Linked DNA regions of Homo sapiens: region 2 is linked to region 1. Evidence: read pairs that join two places in POLR2A ChIA-PET (ENCODE). Cell type or tissue: GM12878. All regions are shown on one strand.

Region 1 (4,000 bases):
GGTGAGGAAACTGAAGCCCAGCAGGGATCCGCCTGAAGTCAGGCACTGCTGTGTGCAGTTCAGGCTGTGAGCGGGTGAACCAGACCTTCAGGCCAGGAGACTCAGGTAGGGCCAGCAATTTCATCTTCCCCTCAGCCCCGGGTGCCTTAGCATCACTGCAGGGGACCCCCATTGCCATTGCTGGCCTCAGCTAGAGCTCTTAAGGGTGCACACACCACCTTTCTTGACCCCAGTTACACTCTTCCTGATCCCCTTCAGTAGAGTGAGGAGCACCGCTAGAGGCTTCCCTGACTCCTCAGGGCCTCAGGAAGGTACTACCACTGGCTGGACCCACTGCCCTCGGTGGGACCTATTGGAAGGAGCTGGAGTGGACAGCTCTAGCTTTCAGTCTGCCTCAGCACCTAGAACAGGCCCTGGATACCGATGTGGGGTCCTACAGGAAGCTTCGAAGTAGCTTGTGGTCCCAGCTCCAAAGGCCCCTGCGGCCAGAACAGCCCTGTGCTCCCCCAGGTATTCACAAGGCCCTAACTTCAGCCCCCACAGCCTTAGGACCTGCCCTGGGGACAGGCGCTGGTGGGGAGGCAACCACCACCTGTCATTGTCTTACAACTGTGGGCACCACTTGCCCTTAAACTTCTGGCTTCAAGGTCCTGCTATGACTCAGGCCCCAGCTGGCCCTGGAGCAAGAGCACTGCCCCCTCCTGTGCACTTGGCCTCAAACCGACCCAGGACAGGCTACACTGGGCTAATCTGACCCCTGAAGTGGGTCCTCTGCCTGGGTGTGTCCCCATGATCACCTAGGGGGCACTCGGTGATGGCTTCTGAAAAAATGTTGCTGCTCCATCCCATCCAGCCCTGCCTGTGCAACTTGTGCAAATTGAGGTCCCTTCCCAGATTGTTTCTCCACCTTAAAACCACACACAGCATTGTCTTTTCTCTTCCTCCCATTGTGAAGCTCCCGTTTGGGGGAGGTGTCAGCAGGTGCAAATGCAATTTGCAGGTATAACATTATTGTCATGTGATGGAAACTGACTTCCCAAATTCCTTGTGGTTCTGGAACCCACTGTCTTTGAAGTTTCTGGTCAGGGCTTCCGGCCCTGTAGTCAAGTTGGGAAGTTAAATTTACCAGGACACTGGGAGTGGGGTGGAATATTACTGGGTAACCAGGGCTGTTTATATAGGAAGGGATTAAATACCCAAAGGAAGCGGTGGTGCCTACCAGACAACAAAGACCCAGCTCCTCCCCTAGGCTACAAGCCCCCACCTTGTGGACCCCTACCACTATCCAAGAGGGAGGGAAGTAGCAGGGGCTAGAGGCTGGGGACTCCCAGAGCAGAGAAGGCAGAGGCTGGGGATTACAGCCAGAGAACAGGAAAGCGGCGGCCATTTTATTTTTCCCTGGGATGCTGGTGGCTGCGGGCCTGACGTGTCCCTGAGGCTTTCTTATGCTTCTGGTCCAGCACCTGGGCCATGTAGCTCTCCTGCTGCTTCTGGATCCGGAAGTCAGACATGTGATTCCTGCAACGGAGCCGGCTGGTGGTGGGCTGTGGACAGCCAAGGGTAGGTAGGGGCCAGAGGTCTGGCTCCCCAGTGTCATCAACAACCCCCAGCCGGGCCCAGACCCCTCACCTGAAGATCTGTTTCTGCTGGCTGATAACTTGCTGCAACTCTTTAATCTCATTCTCTTTGCCATTAAGTATATCTTCTTGCTTTATAATGTGAGACTCAATCTCTGTGGGGGAGAGAGGCAGGGAGGAGGGGTGGTTCCCATCCCAGGGCTCCTTCCTGAGATAAGGCATTCCCTCACGGGGCTTTTCAGAGCTTGGCTCCCCACCCAAGAGTTCTCCATGAAGAACTGCTAATACCTTAGTATGAATGAGTTTATTATGCAGTCTTGGGGGAGTGCAGTGTTTGAGGATTGTTGTCAATGACTTCACAAGTCTATTCTGGACCAGAGGACCCACATGAGGGCAGGAGAAGGTCCTTGGAGAGAAGTGGGCAGGCCTGACCAAAGGCTGGAAGATGAATGGCGCCTGCCCTCAACTCCTGCAGGTCTTTACAGATGTTGCCTCCTTGGAGAAACTCTCCCTCATCAAAAAATTACATTTCCCAGTACTTCCTGTTCCCTCTTCCTGCTTTCTCTTTTTTTTTTTTTTGTATTTGAGACTGAGTCTTGCTCTGTCGCCAGGCTGGAGTGCAGTGGCATGATCTTGGCTCACTGCAACCTCCACCTCCTGAGTTCAAGCAATTCTCCTGCCTCAGCCTCCCGAGTAGCTGGGATTACAGGCGCCTGCCACCACGCCCAGCTAATTTTTGTATTTTTAGTAGAGATGGGGTTTCACCATGTTGGCCAGGCTGGTCTCGAACTTCTGACCTCAGGTGATCCACCCACCTCAGCCTCCCAAAATGCTGGGATTACAGGCGTGAGCCACCATGCCCAACATCCTGCTTTATTTTTCTTAACACTTTTACCTAACATACCATATACTTTACTCATCTGTCTTCTCCGCTGCTGGGATGTAAGGTCCACAAGGACAAGGATCTTTGTTTTATTCACGGCTTTATCCCTAAGGCCTAAAACAGCACCTGGCACATAGTAGGTATACAAAAAGTATATTTGCAGACCGAATGAACGGGATGTCCCTGGGGGTTTAGGACTCAGAAAAAAGACCTAGTTCAGTCATCCCAGTCCAAACAAACTTCCCGAGGGCTGGCTGGATGCCCAGCCTTGTGCTAGGGCTTCAGGGGTGGTGGGAGAAGATGGGAGTTGCCTCGATTTTCAGACCTGTTTCCTCATTTCAAAGATGGGGAAAGAGACAGCCCTATCCCACAGTGGTCTGGGGAGGACCCAGTGAGATAGTGGTGGCAAAGCCTACCCCCAAATTAATCGTACATTTGAGGCAAAGATGACTTTCTGAGGCAGGAGGATGGCTTGAGCCCAGGAGTAAGAGACCAGTCTGGGCAACATAGTGAGACCTCGCCTCTACAAAACTAAAAAAAAAAAAAACAAAAAACTAGCTGGGCATGGTGTTGGAACATGCCTATAGTCCTGGCTACTTGCTGAGGCAAGAGGATCACTTGAGCTCAGGAGTTGGGGGCTGCAATGAGCTATGACTGTGCCCCTGCACTCCAGCCTGGGTGACAGAGCAAGACCCTGTCTCTAAATAATAAATAAATAAATAAATGATAATTTTTCTGTGTTGGATCAAAATCCAAGGAGGCTGTAGGGATCTGGGGGTGCTTCATTTACATAACTGCCCCACATGGCACCTTGGAAAATTCTGATTCCTACAGAAAGAAAATCCTACTGTCTTCAAAGGTTGGACAAGGGGCCAGGCACAGTGGCTCATGCCTGTAATCCCAGCACTTTGGGAGGCCAAGGCGGGTGGATCACCTGAGGTCAGGAGTTTGAGACCAGCCTGGCCAACATGGTAAAACCCCGTCTCTACTAAAAATACAAAAATTAGCTGGGTGTGGTGGCACATGCCTGTAATCCCAGCTACTTTGGAGGCTGTGGCAGAAGAATTGCTTGAACCCAGGAGACGGAGGTTGCAGTGAGCCGAGATCGTGCCATTGCACTTCAGCCTGGGTGACAGAGCGAGATTCCGCTTCAAAAAAAAAAAAGGCCAGGCGTGGTGGCTCACGCCTGTAATCCCAGCACTTTGGGAGGCCAAGGTGGGTGGATCACAAAGTCAGGAGATGGAGACCATCCTGGCTAACACGGTGAAACCTTGTCTCTACTAAAAATACAAAAAATTAGCCAGGTGTGGTGGCGGGCACCTATAGTCCCAGCTACCTGGGAGGCTGAGGCAGGAAGATGACGTGAACCTGAGAGGCGGAGCTTGCAGTGAGCCGAGATCTCGACACCGCACTCCAGCCTGGGCGGCAGAGCAAGACTCCATCTCAAAAAAAAAAAAAAAAAGGTTGGACAAGAATTAACTAGAACACAAACTCTGAAAATACAGAAATGTCTAAGCATTTAAGATTTCAAAAGAGAAGA
Region 2 (4,000 bases), 310 kb after region 1:
ACCCCCTCCACCCTCACACACTTCCTTCCAAGGCGCTAGGGGACCTTGGTCGGGGGAGGTCTGGTCGTCCCCTCCCCCTTCCGCCCCTTCCTGTCGTCCCTTCGAGCTGGCGCTGCTCTGAGTTAATCTCCTTGCCCGTCAGGGGGTGACAGGAGGTGTCTGTCATTCGAAGCTGAGGCCGTCAGCCTTGCCGGCTAATTGGGGCGCGGGCACCAGGAGCACGGGAAATGGCCGGAGGGAAGGAGAGGGAATGAGAGGGGAAGCCACCCTCACCTCCTACCCACCAGCTTGGGGCTGATCCACATGGCTACTTAGGGGAGGGAGAAAGGAGGAAGGGACTGTGGGATGGGAACTTTGTGACCTTGGGCATTGCTGTTCCTCTCTGGGCTTCATATTATCATTCATAGTGATAACAGCAAGCCTTTAATGAGCAATTACCGTGTAAATCAAGCACACCTGATGAAAACCTCTGATTTTTTTTTTTTTGTTTTTTTGTTTGTTTGTTTGTTTTTTGTTTTTTTTTTGAGACGGAGTTTCGCTCTTGTTGCCCAGGCTGGAGTGCAATGGCTTGATCCCGGCTTCCTGCAACCTCTGCCTTCCGGGTTCGAGCGATTCTCCTGCCTCAGCCTCCTGAGTAGCTGGGATTACAGGCATGCGTCACCACGCCCAGCTACTTTTGTATTTTTAGTAGAGACAGGGTTTCTCCATGTTGGTCAGGCTGGTCTCAAACTCCCCACCTCAGGTGATCCACCCGCCTCAGCCTCCCAAAGTGCTGGGATTACAGGCATGAGCCACCGCACCCAGCACCTCTGATGGTTTTCTACAGCCCTTGGAATTCAAGCCAGACTTCTCCCAAGGTCCTTGAGGACCCCCAGTAGCCATGCCTCTTTCCTCCCTGCTCCTTCTGCTCCAGCCACTCCAGCCTCCCCACAGAGCAAGCTCTTCCTGCCTCAGGATCTTTGCACTTGCTGTTTCTGCTCTGTGGAACACCCTTTGCCTACCTCTTAGCATGGTTGGCTCTGCATTCTTCAGGTCTCAGCTCAAATGACACCTCAGAGACAAAGTCCCTGACCACCTTATCCAAAATCACTCTCTTGGCCGGGTGCGGTGGCTCACACCTTTAATCCCAGCATTTTTGGAGGCCAAGGCAGGTGGATCACTTGAGGTCAGGAGTTTGAGACCAGCCTAGCCAACATGGGAAAACCCTGTCTCTAATAAAATACAAAAATTAGCCAGTCCTTGTGGCGGGTGCCTGTAATCCCAGCTATGCCGGAGGCAGAGGCAGGAGAATTGCTTGAACCTGGGAGGCAGAGGTTGTAGTGAGCCAGGATCCTGACATTACACTCCAGCCTGGACAACAGAGCAAGACTCCATCTCAAAAAAACAAAACAAAACAAAACAAAACAATTAAAATCACTCTTCCACCTCCAGTTACTCTGTTATGTCCCCCTGTTACCTTATCCTATTTATAATTTCACAGCATTTGCCATAATGTGAAACGACTTCATTTTTACATTCATTTTCCCCCTCTAGAATGGAAACCAATGAGAACAGGGACCTTGTCTGTGCAATTTACTGCTGAAGCCCCAGTGCCTGAAAGAATGCCAGGCACAGGCCAGGCACAGTGGCTCACGCTTGTAATCCCAGCACTTTGAGAGGCCAAGGCAGGTAGATCACAAGGTCAGGAGTTCGAGACCAGCCTGGCCAACATTGTGAAACCCTGTCTCTACTAAAACTACAAAAACTAGTTGGGTATGGTGGCAGGCGCCTGTAATCCCAGCTACTTGGGAGGCTGAGGCAGAATTGCTTGAAACTGGGAGGCGGAGGTTGCAGGGAGCTGAGGTCGCACCACTGCATACTCCAGCCTGGGCAACAAGAGCAAAACTCCATCTCAAAAAAAAAAAAAAAAAAAAAAGGCTGGGTGCAGTGGCTCACACCTGTAATCACAGCACTTTGGGAGGCCAAGGCAGGTGGATCACGAGGTCAGGAGATCGAGACCATCCTGGCCAACATGGTGAAACTCCGTCTCTACTAAAAATACAAAAATTAGTTGGGCTTGGTGGCGCGTGCCTGTAATCCCAGCTACTCGGGAGGCTTAGGCAGGAGAATCGCTTGAACCAGGGAATCAGAAGTTGCAGTGAGCCGAGATCGCGCCACTGCACTCCAGCCTGGGCGACAGAGCGAGACTCCGTCTCAAAAAAAGGAAAAAAATAAACTTGGTATTATGTCCATTTTGAGGTGAGGAAACTGAGGTTTGAGGAGATTATGTGACTTTAAGTTATCGTAACTGGACTGAAGCCTGAGACTGTGTGACCCCAGAGCTGTAAGGGCTGTGGGAATGATTGTGAGGGTCTCTGCCAGCATGGCCACTCAGCTGAGCTCAGGCTGGTGAGGAGGACGCACACAAGGAGAAGACCCAGGGCCCAGGAGAGTCCACTCCATGGTAGAAGCTTCCTCTGGGAACTCAACTGAGGGCAGCAGAGGAACTGCTCCAGGGCCTGGGGACAAGACCCAGTGTGCTGTGTGTAGATGGTAGATGGAGCTGATGGTGCGCTGGGGACCTCCATGCAGGCCTGGCATTTTGCCTGCCAGGGCAGAGGTAAGGATGCAAGTGTAGGGGCAAGCAGGGGGAATCTCCATCTCCCTCTCCAGTCTGCATCTACCTTTCATTCCCCCTCCTGCCTGTCAAACTCCTGCCTCCTGGCCCTGGCATTCAGAGCCTCTCACAACCCAGCCTTGCTGCCTTTTCTCTTCTCTTCTACTGCCGTGGTCCTTGACACCCTGGAGAAGTCCCTGCCCACTGTGCTTTCAGTCATGTCTTGTCACTTTTTCCACCCATCCTTTGTGTGTATTTATTTATTTATTTATTTGTGAGACAGGGTCTCACTCTGTCACCCAGGCTGGAGTACAGTGGCATAATCAGGGTTTACTGCAACCTCGACCTTCCAGGCTCAATCCATCCTCGCACCTCGGCCTCCCAAGTAGCTGGGACCACAGATGCATGCCACCACACCCACCTAATTTTTTTTTTTTTTTTTTTGAGACGGAGTCTCGCTCTGTCATTCAGGCTGGAGTGCAGTGGCGCGATCTCAGCTCACTGCAAGCTCTGCCTCCTGGGTTCACACCATTCTCCAGCCTCAGCCTCCCGAGTGGCTGGGGCTATAGGCGCCTGCCACCACACTCGGCTAATTTTTTGTATTTTTAGTAGAGATGAGGTTTCACCGTGTTAGCCAGGATGGTCTCTATCTCCTGACCTCGTGATCCTCCCACCTCAGCCTCCCAAAGTTCTGGGATCACAGGCATGAGCCATCGCGCCCAGCCAATTTTTATATTTTTTGTAGAGATGGGCTTTTGCCTTGTTGTCCAGGCTGGTCTTGAACTCCTGGGCTCCAGTGATCCTCCTGTCTCGACCTCCCAAAGTGCTGGGATTACAGGTGCGAGCCACTGTGCCTGGCCTGTGTGTGTTTTTTAAAAATTATTTGTAGAAACAAGGTCTCAGGCCTTGGGTCTCACTGTGTTGCCCAGGCTGGTCTTGAACTCCTGGCCTCAGGTGATCGTCCCACCTCGCTCTCCCAAAGCACTGGGATTGCAAGTGTGAGCCACCATGCTGGCCCTCTAACCCATCCATTGAAGCCCAACACCTGTGCTGCCTCCTCCAGGAAGGGCTCTCAGGTTAGTGTTTGTGCAGTGGTTGTCTTCAGGTCTGAGGATCCCTGCCAGGCTGTCAGCACCCTGTGCCACCCTCAGCACCCATCACATGGCTGGCCCAAAGCCACTCAGTAAGTATCCTGTTGCCTCCCCTTATCTATGGACCCCAGGTGAACCCAGCATTCTGAGTTCCTGGGTCTCTGGTTCTTACTCAGGTACCCACTGGGTGCCTCCAAGCCTGAAATCTCCATCTGACATAGCGACAGGGGATGTGTGGGCTGCAAGATGCTGCTGCTAACCACAGTCCTCAACTGCAGACATCTCATGGCCAATTAGACCCCAAGGCACTCAT

What was found. ChIA-PET counts read pairs that join two places held together with the same protein. Peaks named below come from ENCODE experiments on the same cell type or tissue, not always from the same donor. Only the 100,000 strongest peaks of a DNase experiment are listed, where the experiment ranks them.
Region 2: POLR2A ChIA-PET joins it to region 1 with 5 read pairs; 2 of 35 experiments call an interaction of 5 or more read pairs at or near these places.

Annotation. Positions count from the first base shown.
Region 1 is chr5:139,395,412-139,399,411 of GRCh38, forward strand. It overlaps SPATA24 (spermatogenesis associated 24), which reads right to left. Exons shown (of 6, transcript NM_194296.2): 5 at 1,630-1,732; 6 at 1,356-1,518. The coding sequence ends at 1,389. Among named protein-coding and RNA genes, the nearest start is that of PROB1, 2.3 kb to the left of the region's middle. RefSeq lists an enhancer at 3,981-4,000. In GM12878, a CTCF peak has its summit at 695 (motif pointing left); no DNase peak of the experiment used is centred here; H3K4me3 peaks cover 605 bases; H3K27ac peaks cover 2,183 bases.
Region 2 is chr5:139,701,384-139,705,383 of GRCh38, forward strand. No RefSeq gene overlaps it. Among named protein-coding and RNA genes, the nearest start is that of PSD2-AS1, 43 kb to the right of the region's middle. RefSeq lists an enhancer at 1-651. In GM12878, no CTCF peak of the experiment used is centred here; no DNase peak of the experiment used is centred here; H3K27me3 peaks cover 148 bases.